Linked DNA regions of Mus musculus: all the other regions are linked to region 3. The links are chromatin loops, found by intact Hi-C in ENCODE. Cell type or tissue: left cerebral cortex. All regions are shown on one strand.

The links. A loop is a pair of places that touch in the nucleus more often than their neighbours do. Peaks named below come from ENCODE experiments on the same cell type or tissue, not always from the same donor. Only the 100,000 strongest peaks of a DNase experiment are listed, where the experiment ranks them.
Region 1: a loop joins it to region 3, with 2.6 times the contacts of the local background. A loop is called at or near these places in 2 of 42 quality-filtered maps.
Region 2: it touches region 3 in a loop (7-fold over the local background); 2 of 42 quality-filtered maps call a loop at or near these places.

What each region holds. Positions count from the first base shown.
Region 1 is chr10:84,086,053-84,094,052 of GRCm38, reverse strand. The region is part of intron 1 of Gm34184 (predicted gene, 34184); the gene reads left to right. It overlaps Gm34113 (a long non-coding RNA gene), which reads right to left. Exons shown (of 3, transcript XR_380638.2): 2 at 1,644-1,791. Among named protein-coding and RNA genes, the nearest start is that of Gm34113, 5.4 kb to the right of the region's middle. In left cerebral cortex, no CTCF peak of the experiment used is centred here; DNase peaks (open chromatin) are centred at 1,857, 3,683, 4,132 and 4,559; H3K27ac peaks cover 2,262 bases.
Region 2 is chr10:84,352,775-84,360,774 of GRCm38, reverse strand. No RefSeq gene overlaps it. Among named protein-coding and RNA genes, the nearest start is that of Gm46201, 21 kb to the right of the region's middle. In left cerebral cortex, a CTCF peak has its summit at 4,572 (motif pointing right); DNase peaks (open chromatin) are centred at 2,204, 2,563, 3,054, 6,254 and 1 more place; H3K27ac peaks cover 5,226 bases.
Region 3 is chr10:84,434,053-84,442,052 of GRCm38, reverse strand. Nuak1 (NUAK family, SNF1-like kinase, 1) reads left to right here and starts at 1,385. Exons shown (of 7, transcript NM_001004363.2): 1 at 1,385-1,938. The coding sequence starts at 1,696. In left cerebral cortex, CTCF peaks have their summits at 1,481 and 3,841 (motif pointing right); DNase peaks (open chromatin) are centred at 3,825, 4,465, 4,779, 5,875 and 4 more places; H3K4me3 peaks cover 6,398 bases; H3K27ac peaks cover 6,055 bases.

The sequences.
Region 1 (8,000 bases), 350 kb after region 3:
CGCCACCAAAGAGAACTTTCTGTCAGTCTGATTGGGCTTGGTAAGGTCTTCAAACCAAGTCAAAGTTAAAACATCCTGGAATTAAGATCTGATTCAGTTTGCTTAAATTCAGTGATCATTGAGTCTTCCTTTGGGCCAGGTTTCCCTGTGCTACCAGCTCCAGATGTCTCTGTGCCTTTCCGGTTTTAACCCCTGCTTCAAAGATAATCAAAGGAAGACTGGAAGGCTCTGAGAGCTAGGATTCATCGTGGCAAAATTGAGATCCACTCTACCTGACTTAACCTAATGTGTCATGGTTTGAATATTCTTGGCCCAGGAAGTGGCTCTATTTGGAGGTGTGGCCTTGTTGGAATAGGTGTGTCACTGTGGACGTGGGCTTTAAGACCCTCATCCTAGCTGTCTGGAAGTCAGTCTTCCACTAGCCTCCTTAAGATGAAGATGTAGAACTCTCAGCTTTCTCTTCACCATTCCTGCCTAGATGCTGCCCTGCTTCCACCTTGATGATAATGGACTGACCTGTAAACCAGCCTCAAATACATGTTGTCCTTTATAAGACTTGCTTTGGTCATGGTGTCTGTTCACAGCAGTAAAATCCTAACTAAGACAGTACAATAACTGCCACTTGAAGTATTTCAAAAGCAACCATGGGGGCTGTAAACACAAGAGGAAGAATGACTCTTAAGCTGATGGTGTCCTGTGGAAGACAGCAATCTTTTCTGATAGCTCTACAAAGTGGAGCAAGGACTTTGGATAAATGGATTGTCAGTGTCATTTTGAATATTGCCAAAGACAATATTAAGTTTGTTATCATCATCCAAAAGTTTCTGTTCATTGGATGGCATGGCTAATGCTTCTCTAGAGGAGATGCTTCTGGGGAGAGAGCTTAGTCAGTAAAGGCCACTGTGGAAGCTAGGATGAGGCCCTTAAAGCCCACACCCACAATGACACACCTATCCCAACAAAGCCACACCTCCAAATAGTGCCACTCCCTGGGCCAAGCATATTCAAACCAGGACAGTACACATTAGGTTAAGTCGGGTAGAGTGGATCTCAATTTTGCCACGATGAATCCTAGCTCTCATAGCCTTCCATGAGAACCCAATTCCTAGAACCCACATTTTAAAATCAGGCATGAGGGTACACAGGGGAGGTTGAGAGAGGGAGATGCCTGGTACTCCTTAGCCAGAAAGCCTAGCCGAGAGTTCCAGAACAGTGAAAGACTGTCTCAAAACAACAATGTGGACAGTACCCAAGGAATGACATCTGAGATTGACCTTCACACATACATGGACAAACATGCACATGTACACATGAGAACATACACATATGCACATACACATAAGAAATAATCAGTAGATTATTTCTTATGCTGGAAGAAAAAAAACAATCTCATTGGGAAATTGAATTGAATACACACACAAAAGTAATTTATATGTTTATGGTGTGCCCTAGTTTCAGATCATAGTCTAAATGACCAACATTACCTAATTTCTACGTAACTCAGTGAAGAGAGAAAGAGAGAGGGGGAGGGGGAGAGGGAGAGAGATAAGTGTCCAGCCAAAGTTATTCAATCAAGCTACCCAAGCCACCCACCAAACTCTGCCAAAACCAACTACATAGATTTAGAGACCATAAGATCTTACCTAAGGTGTGGACATAACTGAAGGCTGCATGGTCTTCTGAATTGTACTGGAGAAAGCGACATAGCTACCTCATTCTGCAGCTTGCTTCTTTTTGTGACAGCTGTAGGATTGGGTGGACTTGGGCTTCTATTGCCTTCAGTCTTGGGTCCTGTGAAAGGATTTGTTTGAGTAGGTAACAGTAACAAAAAGTATCCTAAGATTGTTATGCATATTAACAGAAGGGCGCAGCAGTGGGCAGGATCTCCAGGGCTAAAGTGTACATATTGCTCAGAATGCAGTTCTCATGAATACCCTCCCACAGACACACTGCTTTATCCCCAGAGAAGCAAGCCCTGGAAGCAAGGATTTTATCCACTTTACTCACCATGAAATATTTAAAGCATCCCAGAGTTCTTGGCCTGGGAGAGGGGAGAGTAAGAGGGGGGGGGGGTCCCACAGCTTGTATTTAAAAGGAGTGGATGGAAAGGGGTTATAAATTATTTTCATCTGAGTGGCTTAGGCCCAAAGAACCCTAAATCTTTAAAAGCTTGGGGGGGCAGGGGGCATGGGAGAAAACCATCGACTCTGTGACTCTGGTGTGGACTGGACGAAAAGATGGGAGGACGCTGAGGCCTTATGGGTTATTATGAAACAGTTCCACCATATTCTTGGAGATAGCAGTGTGCCTACTGTCCAACAGAAGGATGCAAAGCAGCTGAGGTGAACCCTTGACCCTGATTCTGGAGTTGGACACCAAGTCTGAGACACAACATGAACTCATATAGGAACACACTCACCAGAGGTTGGGGGTGGAAGAGAATCCCATCCTCGGGAAATAGGGAGCCTATCCAGGACGTGGGCCCTCCTGAGACAGCGTGCAGTAGCCACACAGGCTCAAAAGCAGAGAGAGTTTTGAAGACAAAGACAACCCTGTAGCCTGGATCTACTTAGGGGCTGAAAGATCTAAGATGGGAATATTATGGCTTCTACTGTGCAGAAAAGATCTTGGTAGATTAAGCAAGCTCTAGGTAGATTAAGGAGGAGGGTCACAGGATTCGTGGGAGCTAAGCAGCCATGGTTGTGTCCTCAAGTCCAGGGACTGGGACAACCATGCCATCCCAAGTCCAGCCACAACAGATATCATTGGTGAAATTTCTCGCTCAAGTAATTGATGTCCCTTGTCTGGCCCTGACCCCTCCTTAAGGTTTTGTCTTGATCAAGGAGAAACAGCCTGGGGTAAGGCCCATCTATGTCCTCACTGGCATCATGGCAACAGGCAGAAATGCCACATGGACCTCAAGACAAAGGGCTCCAAAATGTGGCCTCTTGGTATCTCAGGAACTCTGTGAAGCAGCTGAGAGTTGCACTTTTTTTTTCCAGTTTGGTTTCTTGAGACAGGGTTTCTCTGTGTAGCCTTGGTTATCCTGGAACGCACTCCATACACCAGGCTGGCCTTGAATTTATAGAGATCTGCCTGCCTCCTAAGTGCTGGGATTAAAGGCCTGCACCACCATCACTGCCAGGCTTCAATTTCATTTTTAAATAACCCAAAAGGCTAAAAAGAAATGTACTCAAGACCTCGAGGTTACCAAATGGGAGCACTACCCCACCCCCACCTCTAATAGAGATGCCTCAACATAAAATCTGTAGAACTCACGGGTCAGGTTTTGAAACTAGCTGCCTCTATGAGACTTCTCCAGGCAACCAATTGTGTGTGTGTGTGTGTGTGTGTGTGTGTGTGTGTGTGTTATGTGCAGTATGTGTGTGGTGTATGTGTAGTGTGTATGGTGTGTGTGGTATATATGGTGTGTGTGGTATATATGGTATGTGTGGTATGTGTGTGTGTGTGGGGGGTGTAGTGTGGTATGTGTGTGTGTGTGTGAGTGTGTGTGGTGTGGTATGTAGGCATGTGTGTGTGGTGTATATGGTATGTGTGTAGGTGTGTATGTGTAGCAGGTAAAACAATCTATCTTTAAAGTCATCCCTGTAAACAACTGGCCCACGTGACTACAGAAGATAAGACATCTCAGCATTTGAGATCTGCAAGCTAAGGAGCATGGAGAGATGAAGGTATGGCTCCTGTCTGCTATAATCCGGCCAAGCAGATACACAAAATCAGCCATTTCTCTGCCCTGCATGAAGGTGATCCACTTCTGCGTCTAACAGCCAAACCCCCTTTCTCTGGTTAGTAAAGGCTACAATAAGGCAGAGGGATTGGTTGTTAGAAAGTTAATAGGAGACTCTGAACTCTTGTTCTCTAACCTTTGCTTCCTAGATCAGAGGAGATGACAGAATCTCTACCAGCGGGTGTTTGGGGTCCCAGCCTGTACATTTTTGGCACAATAGTAATGTTAGAACTCAGTGCCCTTAGTCAAAAATGAGCTATTTGTCCCGTTATGTCCACACCTCTTGATGTACTTGCTGAATACAGCTGCACATGGTGCAAAAAATCCTTGTCACCTAGAGGACATTAGAACAGCACTGGGCTTCCTTCCTACATTGCATGTGTGAGCCTGGCGGAGAAGGGAGGGGCAGTTCCCAGCTCACCTCTCCATTCAGCTCTAGGCTTGTCCATGTGTGGGGAAGCTCAGTGGTCACGAAGAGATTGGCTTCCCACCTCCTGGTACCACTGATAAACATCTCATAGCCCACCAAGGAGGACGATGCTGATACCTCGCAGAAGGAAAGCTAACTGCAGCTACCAGGTCTCCATAGTACCTTGCATCACCCCAGTCATTTCTGGAAATTCTAGGGCAGCTGCACCATAGGAGACGTTCCGTCTATGAAAATCATTTAGGCGGACGACATCTGTTCTCCCTCCAGGGAGCTGAACAAAGAGGTATTTTTATGGTTTCCAATTCTGCCTCTGAGGCCAAGGCTTGAAACCCGCTTAAGGACTTAGATGAGGTAAATTTGCAGACTGCAGCTGAGATGTGGGAGCAGGTATTGGACCATCTGGAATACCTCGCCACCCCAGGGATGTAAGTGCTTCCTCGTCCCTTTAAAAAGCAAGGCTGACCTTCTAGAGGAGGAAGAAGAAGCCAACAGAGTTTTGATAACGCTTATGACTCAGTTCCCGTCCTCATTCTCAGACAGGCCTGCTGAGCTCCAGTGCAGCTGCTTTGAGGAGCTATGCTGTAAATATAAATGACAATAATAACACGGTATGGCATTCACATTGGAGTCCCACCTCCTCCAGGCACCTGCCAGTGATTTCAAGTTGTCTTATTTGGTACTTCAATGTGGCCAAAAGTCTACTGTGCTAAAAGTCCCCTTTCCAGAAGTCCCCTTGAATTCCTCCACACTTACAGTCCACTGCCTGAATCTTTGCAAGTTCTCTGTTTTTCTCCTCTTTATACTCACCACCCCTGACTCGCTTCAGCCTCCACCCAACCACATCTAAAACAAGAACGGGCAGATGTCTTAGAGACATTTTAGAGGTCAGTGTTACTGACAGGTGACCTAAGAGCCAGTGTGCCAGTCACCGTGCTCCTTCCCACCATGGCAGCCCGCAGTAACCACAGATTCTGGTGACCAGAGGACAGAGCGACCAGAATGAGCAGTCTGTCTGTCCGTTGACCTCTGTCAGTTGTGGGATCCAAGTGTCACCCAATAGACTGCCAACAGCATGAAGAAGAAACTGTCTAGTGTTCCTAGAGGTTAATCATCACTGCCACATAGACTTAAGCTAGTCAAGACTCTCCTCACTTCATCCAGCAACAGAACAAAGCAAGAGCCGAGACAATGAGAAACATAGAGGCAAAACCCACAGCTTTATCATTAATGTATTTTTAATTCATTCACTGACCGAGGCATTCTCTTTCATGAAGAGTGTAGACTATGGAGGATTGGATGGTGGGGAGTTTGGCTTGGTTAAGCTATATGTGTATGAGAGAGTAGATTTGTGTAAGCAAGTATTTGTATGCATGCTCCCCTGCATATGAGAAATCACACCATGCAACAGACCTGATTAATGTAAGGACGTTACCATTGGGGAAGGGAGGGGAGTTGGGACCTGAAAAGAGCAGAGGCAGAGAAAAGAAGGGAACAGAGAAGGACAGAATGAGAGGCTGACTGGGAACACATGGGAACAGAGAGAGAGAGAGAGAGAGAGACAGAGACAGAGACAGAGACAGAGAGACAGAGAGAGCGAGGAAGGAGGAGAAGGAAGGAAGAGAAGAAGGAAGAGGAGGAGGAAGAGGAGGAGGAAGAGGGGGAGGGGGAGGAGGCTAGGATAATGAGCAGTCTTTACATGCTGATGCACCTGGCTTGCACCTGGCAGGCAATGGCCACAGGAAATGATGCAAGCCGTTGCAAAGTTGCTGTTTAGGAGGAGCCCAGTGAGATTGTAAGTCAACAGTGACTGGATCATGTAGTTAAGTAAGTTTCTTATTATCTTATAGTGTCTTTCTACAGATTTTTCATGTAAAGGAGCCTGTCCTGTTACACTAGCAACCCCCTAGGCTCTGTTCATCGCATCAAGATTTCATAGAGTGACCATACACCTCGGTTTGTGAGTACTGTCACACAAGGATGAAGCAAGACACATTGCTTAGAAGACCTCCCCATACACACCCATCCTTCAGCTACACGTGACTATAGCTGGAATCTGTTGTATGTGACCTGTGGAATCCCAACACCCCCAGAAGACCATGTTAGGCAACTTATGGAAACTTCGGCTTTCTTACCTAAAAATGGAACCCATGACCTTTGCACTTCCAGTCAAGTGGGGGAACTTCTCTAAAACAGAACGCTCCTCCCCTGCCACACTTAGAATACCTTCCTCTCGTTTCTGCACTTGAGTTTTCTGGAGCTGAGATCTGGGGTTTTTCATATCAATATTCTCAACATTCATCCTTGTTAGGTTTCAGCCCTGGGAGAAATGGCTGAGGTGCCTATTTAACATACCGAAGCAGACTTGGCCACCAGGTTCTCCCAGCATCCCTCTGTCCCTCCCTGTTACAGGGTCCTCCTGACTGGCATATCCTGCCCCTATCCTAAACTCCCCAACCCAGGGAGCTGGGCCACTCTTCCCTATATAATCCAAGCCCCTACTGGCTGCAGCACTTCTCCCTCTCCCCTCTGCCTTCCCCTTCCCCTCTCTCCATATGACCCAGCTCAGTCTGGTCAGGACCACTCTGGATTCTCCCTGATGTCCTTGCCTCTGGCTATGTTCTCCCACATATCTAGATAATAAAATGTCTCCTACAACAGACCTAGGAGCAGTCATGTTCGTTCCTGATTGTTTGTTTGTTTGTTTCATTCAATCCTGGGACACAGTCATGTTTGACTCAGGACCTCCTCTCTTTCATTCCCTTCTTTCACACATGTTCATTTAGCTTCTTCTTGTATTTCTTAGTTCTTTCCTGGGCCAAGTTTCTAGTCAATTCCCATTAACCTTCCTGCAGGAAAACTCTCTTGCCTGCGTACCCACTGTATGAGTAAAAGTTACATTACAGTGGGTCCCAAGTGTGAGCGCAATGGTGCTCCTGGCCAGGGATGGGACCACTCACCAACTATGCCAATAAGCATCTATTTGCTACAAGTACAGCGAAACTTCAGTGCCTAGAAATCACAGCAGGTGCAGAATTTATGTCAAAGCAAAGAGGAGCTTAGTTTAACATCGGAGCAATGACCCATAACATTAGTCTCATTTGGATTACTAATTCCCCTCCCTAAGCTTAGGTGATGACCACATTCCATCCATACAGGTGATGTTTTGTATCTGTTGCTTCCCTCCCCACTCCCATCTCCCCTGCATGCCCAGGGAGCAGCCACATTAGCACACAGCACAGTGGCAGCCATCTGCAAGCAAGAGCTAACCAGGACCAGAGTCTGGTCATGATGACTTCCTGACTGGGGACTTTTGTCTCTAGAACTGTGAAGAAATACATCTTTGTTGTTTAAGCAACCTAGTCTGTGGTGTTCTGTTATAGCATCCTGACCTGTGTCCCAATTAGCATCCTATGAAAGGGTGAGAACCGTTCTCAAGGTTGCTTTTGAAAGAGGATAGACAGCATGTCCTATTATGTTCTGTTAAAAACTTGCTATTTTACTTTGCCATTTAAAGGTTTACTTTATGGTGATGGCTGAGACTTCCTTGAACCATTCATGCCTAAAACAATAAGTAGCTAAAACCTTTCTTCTTCTAAAGCTTCCCTGGAAACAAGTTCCTGGGTTAGTGAGATAGACCGTAAGTTCTTCAGTTAGTGAGATAGACCACCACACCTTCTTGCCAGTGCAGCGTTTAAACACTTCTTTTTTTCCCAACTCTGTTTATATTAGATGGTTCCAGGAACTACAGAATCCTGCAATTCTTGGGTGCTCTCAAGCCATCCGTGTTTGGGGTCAGTCCTCTCTGTCTTTAATGTAAAATCA
Region 2 (8,000 bases), 81 kb after region 3:
ATGTCTGGCAGATTTTTTTTTTAATTTTTGGAATAGTATTCTTGGCTTGTTAGGCTGGTTCAGTTCCAGGCCTGGGGTGGGTGGGTGAGGAGGAAAGGCCAGCAGCAGTACGTATGTATGTTTTTCTCTTGCAGCCTCGGATACCACACAGCCTACTTCACTCGCCTTTGTTCACGTCCCGGTAAGAGGTCTTAATGACCACTTCCTGAAGTGTAATTCCTATTTGAGAATGATAAGGTTTTACTGAGGTCTGCATGGAGTAATGAGGAAATTGACACCTCAGTTAATGGTTTCTCGTTTCCTCTGGGTGCAACGAGGAACTTTATCTCTTTCCTTTGAGCGTTGCTTCGATGCATGCTCATGGCCATTCTTTGGTTAAGCTCCCAAGACCTATTTCATACCTCATCCTGATATATCTGAATGTGAGTATAAGAGACAGGCAGGTAGGTAGACTTCATTTTTATATTTATATAGATATATTGCATTTATATTATGCCCTCTTTTAGCTCTGTGGTGATGGAGATGTTCCTTTCTTTTTAAAATATTTTTTTCTTGCAGTTATGTGTCATATCCATGGCTATATGGTTCTTCCCAATACAATGTGATGCCTGAGGTCAGGGGTCACGGGTCAGGGGGGTACATCACCTACCACGTGACTTTATCACAGCCTTCATCGTTCTTCCCACTTGAATTTCTCCTTCTCTTGGATTCACAATTGGCTTAAGAGTTCACTAATGCCGAGACCCAAACATGGTTGATTGATGATATTTGACTGAAGTAGGGGTGCTGGAGAGATTTACAGTGGTCATCCCTCTTTCCTCTCTCTCCCTCCTTTCTCCTTGGCCTTGTGCCTTCCTTCCTTCTTTCCTTTTTCTTTTCTCTAAATTTCTATGAAAATGAAGTCAACCTAGAAACACTTCTGGTGGCAGATTTTATTCTTGAGAGCCAAAAGTGATGAGTTGAATGAGAGTCAAGAGAGAGTGAGTTGAACATAAGGCTGGAGGGCAGTGTATAATACAACCTCATTGTATCTCTGAGTCCATCCATCCTTAAAGCAAGCACCAAGGCTTCTGGATTCTGTTTGTTGGATTTGGCCATCTGTCTTCTTGCAACAGAAGATTCCTAACTGACCCGGCTCCTGAACATATGAGATTAAGACAATGAAACTCAGTGTTGACTAAGGCAAGATTGGCTTCTACTCTCATCCTGTTCATGGTGCAAGAGGGACATCACTTCATAGTTGAAGTTCTTAGCTCCAAATACTGGGAGAAAAATTTCAGGTTCTTTCAACAGAGATGAACCTTATTAAGGCTCATTATAAACACAGAGTCTTGCAGCAGGACTAGTCATTGAGATTCCATGTATGGAGCCAAAACCCAGCTATAGAATTGATTAGGTAGAGACCTCGCAGCTGGCACTAGTGGTCACAGTCTTTGTTCCATGCACTGCCAACATGTGACTAAGGACTGAACATTGATAATGTACATTTGTCAGGGTTGACACTGAAAACTGACATTCCTAGAATGGATCTTAATATAGGATCTGAACTCGTGTCAAGTTAGGCTAGGGTTTATCTAATTGGAGTAGATTTGGGCACATGTCTGTACTCCTAGGACAGGGTTTCCATAGTAACCTCCACCTTATAGTAGACATCTTAAGATGAGGACTTTTTTTAACATAGGAAAGACATTCAAAGGATCTGAATCGGATGAAAGTCACATGTTGAGCATATTAGGGAAGGCCAAGTTTAAGACCAGAACATCATGAACAAAGACATGACACTTGGGAACACAACTTGGGCAAGGTTTATCAAGAAGGCTCACGCGGCATGCTTTCCCTGGAGACTAGGCAATCACATATAAGCTTATTTTCAGGCTGCGTGTGATGAGCCCATGTGCTGATTTGTGTCCTTCCCCAAAGAGAGCTCACTATGTTTATGAAATATTAAAAAAAATTCTGGAAAAGTCTACAATCCAAAATATTTCTGGTCTTCAGCAGTTTGAATAAGGGATATTCAACTTGTAGCCTCATTTTTATAGATGAGGTAACCAGGGCTCAAAAAGTCACAAGACTAACTAGCCTAAAATCACACAATGAAGTGGCAAGACCAGATAGCAGCTCTCTCCTTTTGACTGACATTGTACCCGCCTCCCCCAACTTTGGACAGATTTGTTAGATTCTGAAAAGATGTCTGCAGGTCTGTGTGCCCAGACTAATGTCAATGTGGCTTTTACTTCGTGCCAAGTGCTGAATTAGGCTATTACATCTTGCACTCTGCATGTAATGAAGTATTTGGAACATTCAGAAAAGCCAAATAACTAGCCTAGGTCTATGGAGTTCCACAACCTGTGATCTTTGCAAGATATTCTAGGACAGAGGTCTGAGGAGGGAGAGGAAGTGTGTGCTGATGAAGAGGAAGAGAATGGCTGTGTTGGGCTGTGTTGGGAAGAAATAAAGAAGACCCCAGGTGGTGGTACCGTTCTTGGGTTGAGGAAGCATAAGGCATGTGGGCAGGAAGCCCAGAGTGCCATCTGGAGTCTCATAATATCACCAAGATGCTTTCTCCCTGCAAAATGAGGACAGCAGGCCTGTGCAGGGCTGCAGACTCACAAGGATGCATCCAGCCTGTGCCTTGGAAGCTGAAGCTGGGCAGGACAATTATAAGGCAGATGGGAGCATGGGATCACGTGCTTGGTACAGAGGCAGCCAGACTCTGCTCCCATTGCAGGCTGTCAGTAGGGATGCCCCTCCTCATATTTGCTCCCTGTGGGTACTTTCTACTCTGTGACCTCCTCCTCCTCTCTCCTTCCTTTCCTTTTTAACTAAAGCTTCCATTTTCTCAAATTCCCTCTTCTGCTCTGCTGGGTACAGGGATGAACCTATGTGCCAATGATCTTCAGGCGTCCAATCTCTCTCTTCCCACCCAGCATACCTATTTCTCCTCTTCGGTTTCTCATTCTCCTGGTTTGTACCAAATGCTAGGAATGGACATCTGGGAGGAGCCAACCTTGCTCCTGGCCTCACTTCCATTCCCTCCCTCCATCTCTGGCCATCTTCCCTGTATCTCCCAGCACCCCCTTTACTCTCACAGCGCCTGCCACTTGAGATCAAAGACTCTCCAAGTTAAGTTTCCTCTGTGCCGTGTCTCTCCTCTCCTTCCTCTGGCACATTCTGGTAGATCTACTAGGCAATACCACCAGACTTAGCAACGGGAGGAAAGTCAAATCATTTTGGAATGTCTTTGGGAAGTAAAGTGGTGACTCATTTACAGCCAGTCAAAGTCTCCAGCCGCTTCCATTTGTAATGATTATTTTCACTGTCAACCTGACTCTAGTAGGAGTCACCTAGGAGACCCACCTCTTAGGATGTGAGTGAGGATACTCCAGAAAGGTTCAACTACAGAGGAAAGACTGAGGGTGGGTGGCACCGTCCTGTAGGCTGAACTTCTGAACTGAACGAAAAGGAAAAAGGGAGCCAGGGAGCTGAGCACCAGCATTCATCTCTCTCTGCTTTCTGATCATGGTCACAGTGTGACTGGCTTCCTTCTACTTACTGCTATGTCTTCCCCATTATGACGGACTATACCCTCAATCCTTGACTCAGGATAAGCTCTTCCTTCCTTAAGTTGCTTTTTGTCCCTGTTCAGGGCTGGTCTTGTCTACTCCCAGACACTGGCATCCATCAGTCTCCTCTAGGAACACCACGATAATCACACACTTGTGGTCCACCAGTCCTAGGCATCTTGAATGTAGCTGCATGTTGCTTAGTCTGGGGAATGAATTACATCCATCAGACTGACCTGTGGGAAGTCTGTAGAGGTATTTTCTTGACTGTTGATATGGGGATGTTTAGTCCACTGCCCAAGTGGTTCTGGGTTGTATCTTAAAGGCAGCTGAGCAAGCCATGGGGAGCACACCAGTAAACAACACTACTCCATGGCCCCTGCTTCTGTTCCTGTTTCCAGGTTCTCAACCTGTGTTCCTTCCCCAATGGACTGTAAGTCGTAAAATGAAATAAACTTTCTCTTCCCAAGCTGCTTTAGTTCATGGTGTTTATCATAGCAAATACGAGGCAAATTAGAGTAAGCTGTTCTTACACGTTGACTTTAGCCTTAAGAGATGGCGAACAGAGGATTTTGTCATATTGGGTTAGATTTGTGAACTACAGAACTGTGAGGTATCAAGTATGCATGCATATGTGTGTGAGGGTATATGTGCACCTGTATATGTATATGCATGCCTGCATATGTGTGTGTAGCAAGTATATGTGGACAGGTGTGTGTGTGTGTGTGTGTGTGTGTGTGTGTGTATGTGCTCATGATAGCACACATGTGAGGGTCAGAGAACAGTTTTTGAGTCTTAGTTTTCTCCTCCCACTGTGGGTTATTGGGATAGAATTTAGTCATCAGAACCTCAGTTGACTTGCTAGCTCAAATGTGATTGTCAAACTGCTGCACCCAGCATGGCCCTCAATTGCAAGCAACTTAAAACAACTTTTTTTTTTCAAAAAAGATTTATTTATTTGATTTATATGTGTACACTGTAGCTCTCTTCAGACATACCAGAAGGGGGCATCAGATCCCATTATAGATGGTTGTGAGCCATATGTGGTTCCTAGGAATTGAACTCAGGACCTCTGGAAGAGCAATCAGTGCTCTTAACCACTGAGCCATCTCTCCAGTCCATGAAGCAACTTTTAATTACCTATGCAGAAAAGAAATGTAAAGAAAATGAGATGTGGTTTTGCCTGCCTAGGATGCTACTTGGATACACAAGACACCCATCCCAGCTATGGGTGAATCAGGACCTAGCTGGTTCACTTGGTTCTCTGCTCATTTAGCATCCTTGATTCATCTCCCTTCTCATATCATGGCTTTTCCCAGCTCTGAGCTGGGCATGAGAGAAAGAGCAAAATACATCCCAGTTTGGAACTTATCCCTGAATCAAACTTCCAGAGACAATCTAATACGAGCAAGGAGAGGAGAGGAGAGGAGAGGAGAGGAGAGGAGAGGAGAGGAGAGGAGAGGAGAGGAGAGGAGAGGAGAGGAGAGGAGAGGAGAGGAGAGGAGAGGGGAGTCACGAGGCAAAGGGAGGGTCAAACTGTATTAAGGAAAACCCAATCACAGAGTATCTGGGCAATAAGCCTCGGTAGAAGCAGTATGTGAATGTGAGCTAGAAGTGTATATTTTGTATGATAATGTACAGGTTACAGGTTTCACACAGACATTCACTATCCAAACACAGAAAATGTTCAACATGTAAATATTTTGCTGCCCGCACCTAAGGCTATGCAGTAGAGTACAGGATTAAACACACGCAGATGGTTGCACATGTACTCTCTGGTGGGCAACTGACACATATGATGCTTGTTTGTGTGTATGCATGTGTGAGTGCACGCTATGACATGACTATTGAGGAAGGCAGAGGACAACCATAGATGTTGGTTCTTGCCTTCTGCTTCCTTTGAGCCATGGCCTCTTCTTGTTCTCTGCTTTGTACCCCAGGCTGCCTGGCCCCTGAACTTCTGGAGCTTCTCCTGACTTGGTCCACCCCGCCCGCCCCCCATAGGAGGGCCGGGATTATTGATGCATGCGACCCGAACAGTTTTCTGCGGGCTTTGGGAACCCAAAGGTGAGTCTTCCTGTTTGTGTGGCAAGTGATTTACCCACTGAGTGGCCTACCAGACCTTCTCTAACTGCTGAGGCCGGTATCGTTGTGGATACCACTGACATTTTGGAGGGGACAGAACACAGAGACAGTGTGAGGGAGATTGTTTCACACATTATAAAATACAGATGTGATTGTTCACAATTTCTGTCGCTATGAATTGTGACTGGAGTGGAATGGATGGATGGTAACACACCGTTGGGGCCACCCTTTGATCCAAACCCAGTTCCTATATGGGAGAGTTTGAATGCCAAATCTCCACAGTCTCAGGTTAGGGCTTGGTTGAAAGCTGATAGGCCTCTGGGGAGTCCTTAGCCTCTGATGTAATCCACAATGACTCCATCATTCTGACGTAATCTTCAATGAATAGCCTTTGATGAATCCATTGTTATTGCAAGAAGATGGGAATCAAGAGATGAGGGTTAGTTAAATAGATAAGGTTATTGAATGTATGCCATTTTGGTGGCCCTCCCTCCCTCCCTCCCTCCCTCCTCTCTTTTCCCATCATCAGGTGAACATGCTCTGCCATGTGCTTTTACCACCGTGGTGTTCTGACTCACCAGGGAGCCAGATGGCCACCGACAGAAATATCTCAGAGACCGGAACAAATAACACCCCTCCACACGTCGTCTTTCTCAGGTTATTTGTTTGCGAGGGTGATAAAGCTGACTAGCAACCTTGCATCTTTTAAGATGTACAACTGGCCCTAAGAGATGGAATTTATTGTTATTCTCCTGTTACCATGGGAGAAACTGATACATAGCCAGAGACCAAGCAAGTTCAAGGTCATGTGGCTGGGAATTTTCATGCATGCTGGCAGTTAGACTCCAGACTTGGCCCACTTTCTGTATCTTAAAGCTTGGGGGACTTCTCTTAAAGGGAGAGAGACAGACTCTTCTTTTGGTTCGTTTAGATTTTCACGTTTTACTCTGTAATGTAGCTTGGGCTGGACTAGAACTCAGTCTTCCCGCCTTGGTCTCCCAAGTGCTGGAATCACAGGCATGCACCAGCACGCCCCAACACTAGACTCTTTTGTTTGTTGTTTTATTTACATTTTTTCTTGATGAGAAAAATTAGTTTGTCCCTGTTAGTAATAATCAAATGCAATCCATAGCGAATACACATTTATTTAGTGAATATTCAACGAGCACCCGTTAGAGAAACAGAGATGCTACTGTGTTCTGGGAATAAAAGAAGCTCAGCCTATGCTCTTCTCAGATTTTATTTAAAACTTAAAGAGTTAGGTGAAACCTTAGCAGTTACTCATATATTTATTTTATTTAATTATTACCCATCTGATTTCTTTCTCAAACTGGGGCAGAAAGCAAATCCTCCCTGCTGTAGATCGTTCCTATCAGCGCCAGAGAAGTAGTGGACACACCCTGAGGGCTTGTATCCTTTGCACCCCTCAGGGATGGGGAAGACGGATGTTTATCCACGTCTGCCCACTGAGGGGAGTAGAACTGTCAAGGTTTTAGTAAGCTAACAGGCAAGAATAGGTATCTTGGCATAGGTTTTGTTGGCATTCCATCTAGGATCGGCTCCACAGTTACCTGGCAACAGCCAGGTGTGCCTGACTCACTATAAAAAGGGCTGCTTGCCTCCTCCTCATTCTCTTGCTCTTCCTCTCCTACCTCTTCCTTCTCTGTTCCTTCTCTCCCCATTCACCTGCCTCCTCTCTCTCCATGTGTTCATGGCCGGCCTCTACTCCTCTTTTCTCTTCTCTTCTCTTCTCTTCTCTTCTCTTCTCTTCTCTTCTCTTCTCTTCTCTTCTCTTCTCTTCTCTTCTCTTCTCTTCTCTTCTCTTCTCTTCTCTTCTCTTCCCTTCCCTTCCCTTCCCTTCCCTTCCCTTCCCTCCCCTCCCCTCCCCTCCCCTCCCCTCCTCTCCTCTCCTCTCTCTATCTTCTTTCCCTCCTCCTCCTTCCCTTTCCTCCTTCCTTTCCCCCTTTCTCCCTTCCTCCCCTCCTCCCTCTGTCTTTCTCTGTTTCTACTACCACCTCAACTCCCCTTCCCATGCCCTAAATAAACTCTATTCTGTATTGTACTGTCCTGTGGCTGGTACCTCGGGGGGGGGGGTATATCCCTCAGCATGGGCCCACAGAGGCACCCCCTTCCTCCACATCATACTGCACCTCCACCAAACCTATCCCTGGCTTCTTTTTTCTTTTTTTACAGAATACAACAGGTTTAACTGGTGATCTTATAAGGGATGCTTATTTGTTTCTAGTGTGAGTGCGTATCTTTACATTCTATCATCAGGTTCTGTGTCTGTCCACTTTGCCCTGCACTTTAGCCACAATGCAGCCCACACACTGCCTCTGTTCCCTTTAACTT
Region 3 (8,000 bases):
GTGTTTCAGGCCATGACTCTGACAACAGGGGTGGGGGCGAGGGGCGTCTCGAGAAGACAGGCTGTTGCTAGAGTCCAGTGTAAGGTGAGAAGTAGACAAGAGTGAAGTCAGAAGGAATTTGGAGGGCGGGAGGAACCTGAGGGCTGCAGAAGGAAGTGCCAGTACTTGGAGACTACACCAGATGCTCTTCCTGGTCGGTCTTCCCACCCTAGTGTGGAACAATGTAATTTATGTGAAATTACTTTAAAAAATTTCTCAAGATACCTTTAATTTTTTCATGTCTTATTTTTCCTCCCTTCATCTCAGGAGAACCAGGGCAGCCTTGCTGGGAGGCCTTCCTGCCTGACCTTCACCTGGTGGGGTGAGATCTGGCCGTTTTAGTCAAAGGAAAATTCCCATCGCCTGAGGGGGTCAAGAGGCCTGCAAGTGGCCTCTGGCTTGGACAAGGAACTGCTCAGCAGGCCAAGGCCTAGGCTTATCTCAGAGCCTTGGTTTGTCGGAAAGGGGTCTTTCCAATGGCGCTGGGCAGCTCAGGGGACCCAGCTCCATCCAGGCCCCCACTTCCCTCCTCTTAGGTGTTGGTCCCTGTTGGACTCCCGAACTTTACCGGGAGATCGGAGCCCTGGAGAAGGGCCGGGTTCCTCCTTCGAGCCTCCCTTCGTTCCTGACTCCGCCTTTCTCCCTGAGAGAGCCGGGGTTCCGAAGCATCCCTCTCGGGGACTTTCCAGGCTCCGCGGTTGCTCCAGGAGGGCCCTGCCCTGACCGTGCCGGAGCTGGGGGCCTGCAGGGCCTCGGCGGCTGGAGGGGACTGTGACTCACCGCCGGTAACCCAACACCGCTGGGCCTCCTTTCAACCCAGCCTCCCCCTGCTCCAGCGAGCCTGGCGGCCTCCGCCACACCATAACAAACATGAAGAAGGGTGGCCCAGGAGGCTACAGCCCCGGGCCACAGAGCGTGAGCCTGGCTCTGTGCGTTGTCGCCTCTGCGGCCTCGGGGACCTGCGACCTTTATCCGAGGCCGATCGGCCCAAGCTAGCTGCGGACGGCCCGCAGTAGTTCCGGAGGGTGAGTGCGGGACGCTCGGGGAGGGGACAAGAGCACTGACGATCCCCAACCCCTCCACCTCGACCCACCCGGGACCTTGCGTCCCCACCCGGCGAGGACAAAGCAGCCGGGCCGCCGCCCCGGCCTGCGCCGCGCCGCACAAAGAGTGAACAACGACACGCACCCCGCCCCCTCCCTGCTCGGTGGCCCGGCGCGGAGGTGGGGACACCCGGGCGCCCGCCCCGCGTTCCCCTCTCGCCCCGCCCCGTCTGCGCGTCCTCCCGGCGCGGGGGCGGGGGGCGCGGCGCCCCACATAACACTCCTCTCCAGCGCGCGGAGCCACCCTCTCCCCTCCTTCTCGCCAACACCACCGCCTCCCCTGACATCGCTGCCACCTCGCCGGACGCTCCGCAGATTGCCGCGGCTGGCCAGGGGGCGGTGCGCCGAGCGTGCGCGCCCGGGACGCCAGATGTGCAGTCGCCGCCGCCGCCGCCGCTAGTGCCCCAGCGGCAGCCAGAGCCAGGTCGGGTCGTCTCAGCAATGCTGCTGCGGGGGCGACCTTGAACGCACCCCGGTTTCCCTCGGTGGGGACCACCCCGAGCCCCTGTGCCGGGACCTGCCCTCTCCAACTCGGCTCGCCCTGCGCTTGGTCATGGAAGGGGCGGCAGTGTCCGCGGCAGGGGATGGCCCTGCTGTAGAGACCGGCTTGCCGGGCTCTCCGCTGGAGGCGGTGGCCGGGGCGACTGCAGCCCCAGTGGAGCCCAGGAAGCCGCACGGGGTGAAGCGACATCACCACAAACACAACTTGAAGCATCGCTATGAGCTGCAAGAGACCCTGGGCAAAGGTACCTACGGCAAAGTCAAGAGAGCCACCGAGAGGTTTTCAGGCCGAGTGGTGAGTAAGGGAAATTCCTGGAGGGGTTCGAGCTGGTTCCCTGGTGGCCCAAGATGGGGGCGGGGAGACGGTCTGGGGGCACCACGCCACCGGGGCTCCCTTCTCTAGAAAGGTTTCAGCAGAAGCCCCCAGTCAGACTCCTCACTTTCCTTTCAGCACCCCGTGACTCAGGTGTATATCTCCGAAAACACTTGTTACATCTTGTCTGCACATATTTTGGGGGCTTCTCTCACCCCACCTTTTTTATTTTTTTATTTTTTACCCCAGCTAGCAAAGTAGTGTTTAGGATTCACATTTTGCAGCTTTGAGAACATGGGGTCTTCCCCAAAGACACACCTTCAGACCTTGTCCGGGAGTTCCTTATTTGTACAAACTCCAAAAAGACCTACATTATCAGCCATGAAGCTGGGCTCGAAAGTGTGGTGTCCTGTAGTTGCTCAGGACCCCCGCTTCTTTCCCATCTACCTGCAGTCCCACTTCTCCTTTCCACTGGGATGCTTGCTTACCCTGATGCTGCTCTTGCTGCAAAAGACAGACTCCTCCTGTCTATCAAACCTAAAAGCTTCTACTGAATGTCTGAGGTTTCTTGACAGCTTGCATTCCCGCCTCTGGCAAGCATGACATGTCCCTGGCAGGGGTGGCCATTCAGTCCCAGAGTTGATTTGCAGCAGGCTCGCTTGCCTTACCAGGTCCTGGCTTCAGGACTACTTAAATTGTTCAAGGGGTCTGGCCGGCCGCACCCGATACAGCTGAAGCTCTGCCAGGTGCCTCGGGGGCTCAGTATTGTCCCAGTTTTGGATTGTTGTCGGTTCCCCCTCTGCAGAACAGGCCCTTGAAATCCACACTGGTTGTGGCTAGAGTTGGGTTCAAAGTGACTGACTCTTGCAGAAAGAGTTTGTGTGGTGTATGGCAGAAATGCACATGGTTCTTTGATTTAAAGCATATCAGATGTACTTTAATCGATTTAGGGCCAAAGTCAGAAACTATGACGCTTCTCGTGTGTGCAGTTTTTCGGGGTACTGGGGGACTGGGGGAGGATGCTGTTGCTTATAAACCTAACCAGTAGCTACAGGGAGGGCAAAGCGAACTGTCAGTGTGTTGGTAGTATTTCTTTTTTATTTATATAGAGATAGTTCTGTGGAAACTGATTGCGGTCAGCAAGGTTTGCTCTTGTAATCTCAACTATGTGGCCAGCTGCAGAGCCCCTCCGCTTCTCAGACTCACTGCCCACGCTGACTTGCGTTATCATCTTTAAAACGTCTGTTATCAATGAGTTGGAGATAGGGATTTGTGTTCTTAAAATAAACTTCTCTGCCATACATGAATTTTATGATAATTGCGCAGGTGCCCTTTGCTTTCTAGACTGAGAATTCTGTGTGTGTGTGTGTGTGTGTGTGTGTGTGTGTGTGTTGGAGAGATTATCTGCAGATGAAGAGCCTGAGCAGCACGCTCATTCATGCGTTTCTTCCCGAGGTGACACTCCCCAGGCTGGACGTTGAATAAGCGGAAACTTAGTGTAGCTCCTTTCCCTGGTTGTCTTAATAGCTGATGAAGAATCGTGCTGGTAAGTTGGAAAGCAGGATAATGAAAAACAGGCGCTGTCTGAGGTGCAGGTTGAAGATGTGAGAAGGTGAGGGGTCGGAGCAGGGAGGGCAGGCCTGGAATCTGTGGTGGGGACCCTCACATTCTCACACCTAAGTGCTTGTGAGACAGCTCAGCCAGGCTTGGAATCTTTGTGGCATATGCTTGGCCGCTGAGCTCCATTGTGGCTTCCAGTCAGGCAGGCGTTCTTCTAGCTGTCTGATCCGCAGGCTGGGTTAGACTTGCATTGGTAGGCAGGCGCCTGCCTTCCTCTTTGGTGGGTGTCTGGAAACATTCTGCCAGGATTTAGCCTCATGGCCACTAGGGGGCGCCCAGAGAACGACAGAGGCTCATTTCTCCTCTGCAAGACCAGTCAGTCAGCTGTTATTGTCTGGTTCACCCTCCCTCCCATTGTGCTATTAATTTCAGCGAAATCTCTTGTTTTATTCAAAAAATTATGTAAAGATTTTGAAGCTGTCAGTAGAATACAGGCCCAGGAACTGAGAGTTACCAAACGGCTTCACTTCTCCATGGGTTTGTTTTCTACTTGAGAGCTAAGTTGAAAAACGTTAGCAAGACCCTCTAGTGAACCCTCCCTTTTTAACAGATTGGAACCTGAGGTCTGGGGGCGGGGCAAGAAGTCCTCCTGGGGCCTGGATCCTCCTCAATGAGTGAGCTGTTCACAGATGGCAGACAGGCTCAAGTGAAGAATGAGAATTGTCAGGTGGGAAATTCCCCATGCCTGTCTGAATAGAAGATAATAGAAGCAAACCCCAAAGCAAAGCAGAAAAACAGTGGTCAGCATTGCACTTGCCCACTTGGTGCTTGGTGACTCGGGTCAAGAGCAGCAAAACATTATCTGCGATTACCTCGTCTTGCCTCCTAGCTTCCGCTGAGGAGGCTCAGGGAAACACGGACTTGATTCTGCCTGCTCTGGCTTTGGGTGGATTTCCTATGGATGCTTTCCTCCAGCCCCGTTGGAGAGCAGCTCTCACATAGGAGCAAGGATGCTCACCTGTTCTGATTGCATGGCTCAGGGGCTGGGTATCGATGTAAATGCTTGGAAACTCAGCATTCCTGCCTGAAGTAGGGGTCCTGCTCACAGAGGACAGTCACTGTAGCTCTCAACAAGGCATACACCGCATTACCTTCAACGCCTTGAAGAGACATATGGTCAGGAGCTAGGGGCCAGCTGGTTCAATCCTCTGCGTGGTCCCGGTCTCTCCTTTTCCTCCTTCCCAAATGTGGTCTTACAGCCACAGCTTGAGCATGGAAGGCAGGAACTCTCAGCTGCTCAAGACAATAAGCCTAACACTGGGACAGTCTTACAGACAGGCTCAGAGCCCTGGGTGGCATTCAGAATCTTTATGTAGCCCCTACTGGCACTGGAGCCTCAGAGAAGCTATTTAACTGTGAAGTGCCAGTTTCCCCAGCTGGAAAGTTAGATGGCCACAGTACCAACTTCTTGGATTTTGGAAGTTGCAGAAGTAACTAATGTCAGGTGTCAAAAGGGAAAATGAGACATTTTGGTGTCTCTTCCTGGTGGATTGATTGTCTTCCGTATTCTCACTGATGATTTCATCTAGGTTTTAAGGCTGTTGGAGAGACAGGTTACTTTGGGCAATTAGCCTCGGATCTTGCAGAGAGTCGGGGCAAAGGAGCTACTCACTTTGCCAGGGTAATTACATTAATTAGGGAGGCACAGGCATAGGAGGGCAAGACGAGGTTCAGATAGGATCTGAATGTGTTTCTACAGGGTTGAATTTGGGCCCCCTTTATTTCACAACCTTTGTTTGGGTGAAATTTTGGGCAGGCTGTGGGATGAACTTCTGGGCCATCATAGGGCATGTACTTTTTGGGATCCAATTTCTTGGACCTTTAGGGCACACAAAGTATTGCTAAAACAAACATAACACAACAACAAAGAATTGAACCCAAATGGCAAACAGCTTTTGGAGGAGTGTTTGACCAAAGTGAATATCATGAGTGAATATCTCTTGCCAAAAGCAATTCCCCCAACCCAGCAATGGCAAACTGCACGTCTGAGAGCTATACAAACAAGTTGGCCTGCCAACCTAGTTATGTACGGGCACAGTGGCTGAGGTGCCCTGTTAGAGCTACATTTCAAGCTCAGTTTCCAGTGTATCAGGGATCTTGGCCAATGTGTCATCCCAACCTGTTCCAGAAATTTTAGTTGACTTTTTCACACCTGAAGTGAGTGAGCTTAGGTGAAGAGACCTGAGTCAGGGACGTCTGTTCTTGTTTAAAGTCGCCGTCCTCATTCCTTTGGGACGTATCGTAGCAGAAGTGAAGCCAACCTAAAAACAGTGAATGAATTCTGTTAGGCGGGGTGACTGGGGTTTCAGACTGTCTGCCACACACGCTGGGGAGCCATGCGTGAGTAAGGAGCTTCCTGTCTTCTAGAAGAGGTGGGGGAAACTGTTCCTCGGCCAGGCATCCCACTCCCTGGAGGCTGTCATCATTTCAGGGGAGGCAGGCAGGAGCTCAGTGCGGCTTAGTTCATCAAAGTGAGCTGACCCCAGAAAGAAGCGCTTGTTCCTGCAGTTACATCTGAGAGAGAGAGAGAGAGAGAGAGAGAGAGAGACTGTATGTGATTGTATGTGTGCATGCCTGTGTGTGAGAATATGCAAGGATGTATGTGTGTGTATGGGAGTATGTGTGTGAGAGAGAGAGAGAATATGTGTGTGTGTGTGAGGGTATGTGTGAGAGAATAAAAGTAAGTGTGTGTGTGAGAGAGAAAAAGAGAATATGTAAAAGTGCGTGTGAGAGTCTGTGTAAGAGAATATGAAAGTATGTGTGCACATGCATGTATAAGAGAAGATGTGTGTACGAAAGAGATGTATGTCTATGTCTTTTTGTGTGTGTTTCTGTGTGTCTTTGTATGAGGGAGTGTGCATGTCTCTGTGTGTGTGTCTCTGTGTGTGAAAGTGTGTATGGGGGGGAGGGAGAAATTATTTAAAGTGTGGGTTTGTGTTCGTGTGTCTGTGTGTATAGTAGGCCTGTGGCTGTACACACATTTATCCTGGTGAACCTGTGGAGACCAGAGGAAACCCTTGGGTGTCATTTCCTTGGCACTATTCACGTTGTTGTTTGAGGGTGTCTCTTTCTGGCCTGGAGTTGGCAGAGTAGCAGACTGGCTGGCCAGACCCAGGGGCTTACCTGCCTCTACCTCTCCAGTGCCACAATTACAAGAGTGTGTCCCACCTGGGGACCAAACTCAGGTCTTCCAACTGCACAAGGAACAGACCAACTGAATCACCTCCCAGCTGCCACCAGGAGATGGTTCTGAAATCATGAGGTGTGCCATACTGAGCCTAGAACTTTCCAGACATGTTCCCTAGTTTGACCCTCACCTCTAAGTTCGCTCTAGTGGATCGGTTTTGGTGAAGAGTTGAGGCTCACAGCTGGATAGCATCTCTTAAGTGTGTTTGGAAACCTATTGCTGCTGGAGAAATCAAGAGCCTTCTTTATGTCACACAGCTGGTGACTCTGGACATTCCTCTTTGCCAGTGGTACCGTGGGCTGACTCTTTTATGAACTTGGTTCTTACTGTAGTTCAGGAAGTGAATGCAGAGGCAGGGCTGTGACAACCAAGTCTTCTAGGATGCCACCAGAGGCAGATTCACGGAGTGAAGGGCTATCACAGATGGGTAGAGATTATAGGTTAGTGCCCGTGACCTCAGAAGGCATTGGAAGTTGTTTGGCAACAGAAGGCATGGCTGGTAAGGAATGAATGGAAGCAGAAAGTCTGCAGACAGGCAGACCTGCCCTGCACGCTCTCCGTCACCGAAGCACTTAGCTGGCATTCCCTACCAGCTCAGAGGAGGGGAAGCCAAGTCCTGCTGAAGCTGTCCCTGGATGTGGGTCTCAGGAGCCTGGGACCTGGGAGCATCACAGGGTCAGGTGAGCAGATCAGGTGCCGTTCAATGTGAGATTTATTCTGGGGTGCAGTGGGATGTCAGATTGGTCAGGTAGGCAGGGCGATGAGAACTGAAAATCACAGCAATCAGCACTGCTCGTGTATTGGGGTGGGCCAGGTATGTACCGACCGATTGACCTCCCCCTACAGATCTTACCACCCCATTTTACGGAAGCAGGACTGGAGGCGTAGCGAGCTGACCCGGCTTCAGCAGTGAGACCAGTGTTTGTACCCAGAAACCTTGACCGTAGCTCTTTTTGAAAGTAAGCTGAGCTGGATACAAGTCGTGGAAAGATTGTATGCCTGGGGACCTGGAGAGCTGGGGTGTTGGGGAGCAGGGAGAGTTTCACAAGAGTTGGCTGTGAGGAGATAAGAGCTGGAAGCATCTTGGGAGAGAGATGGGCTGAGGATGGTGAGGTGTTGCTTCTTGGCTGTTTTAATGACTCAGACCAAGGAGCTCCTCACCTGGACACACGCTGCATTCTTTGTGCCCCAAATAGCCTGCTCCTGAAGGTGGGGACGGGTGCACTCCATGGGTAAA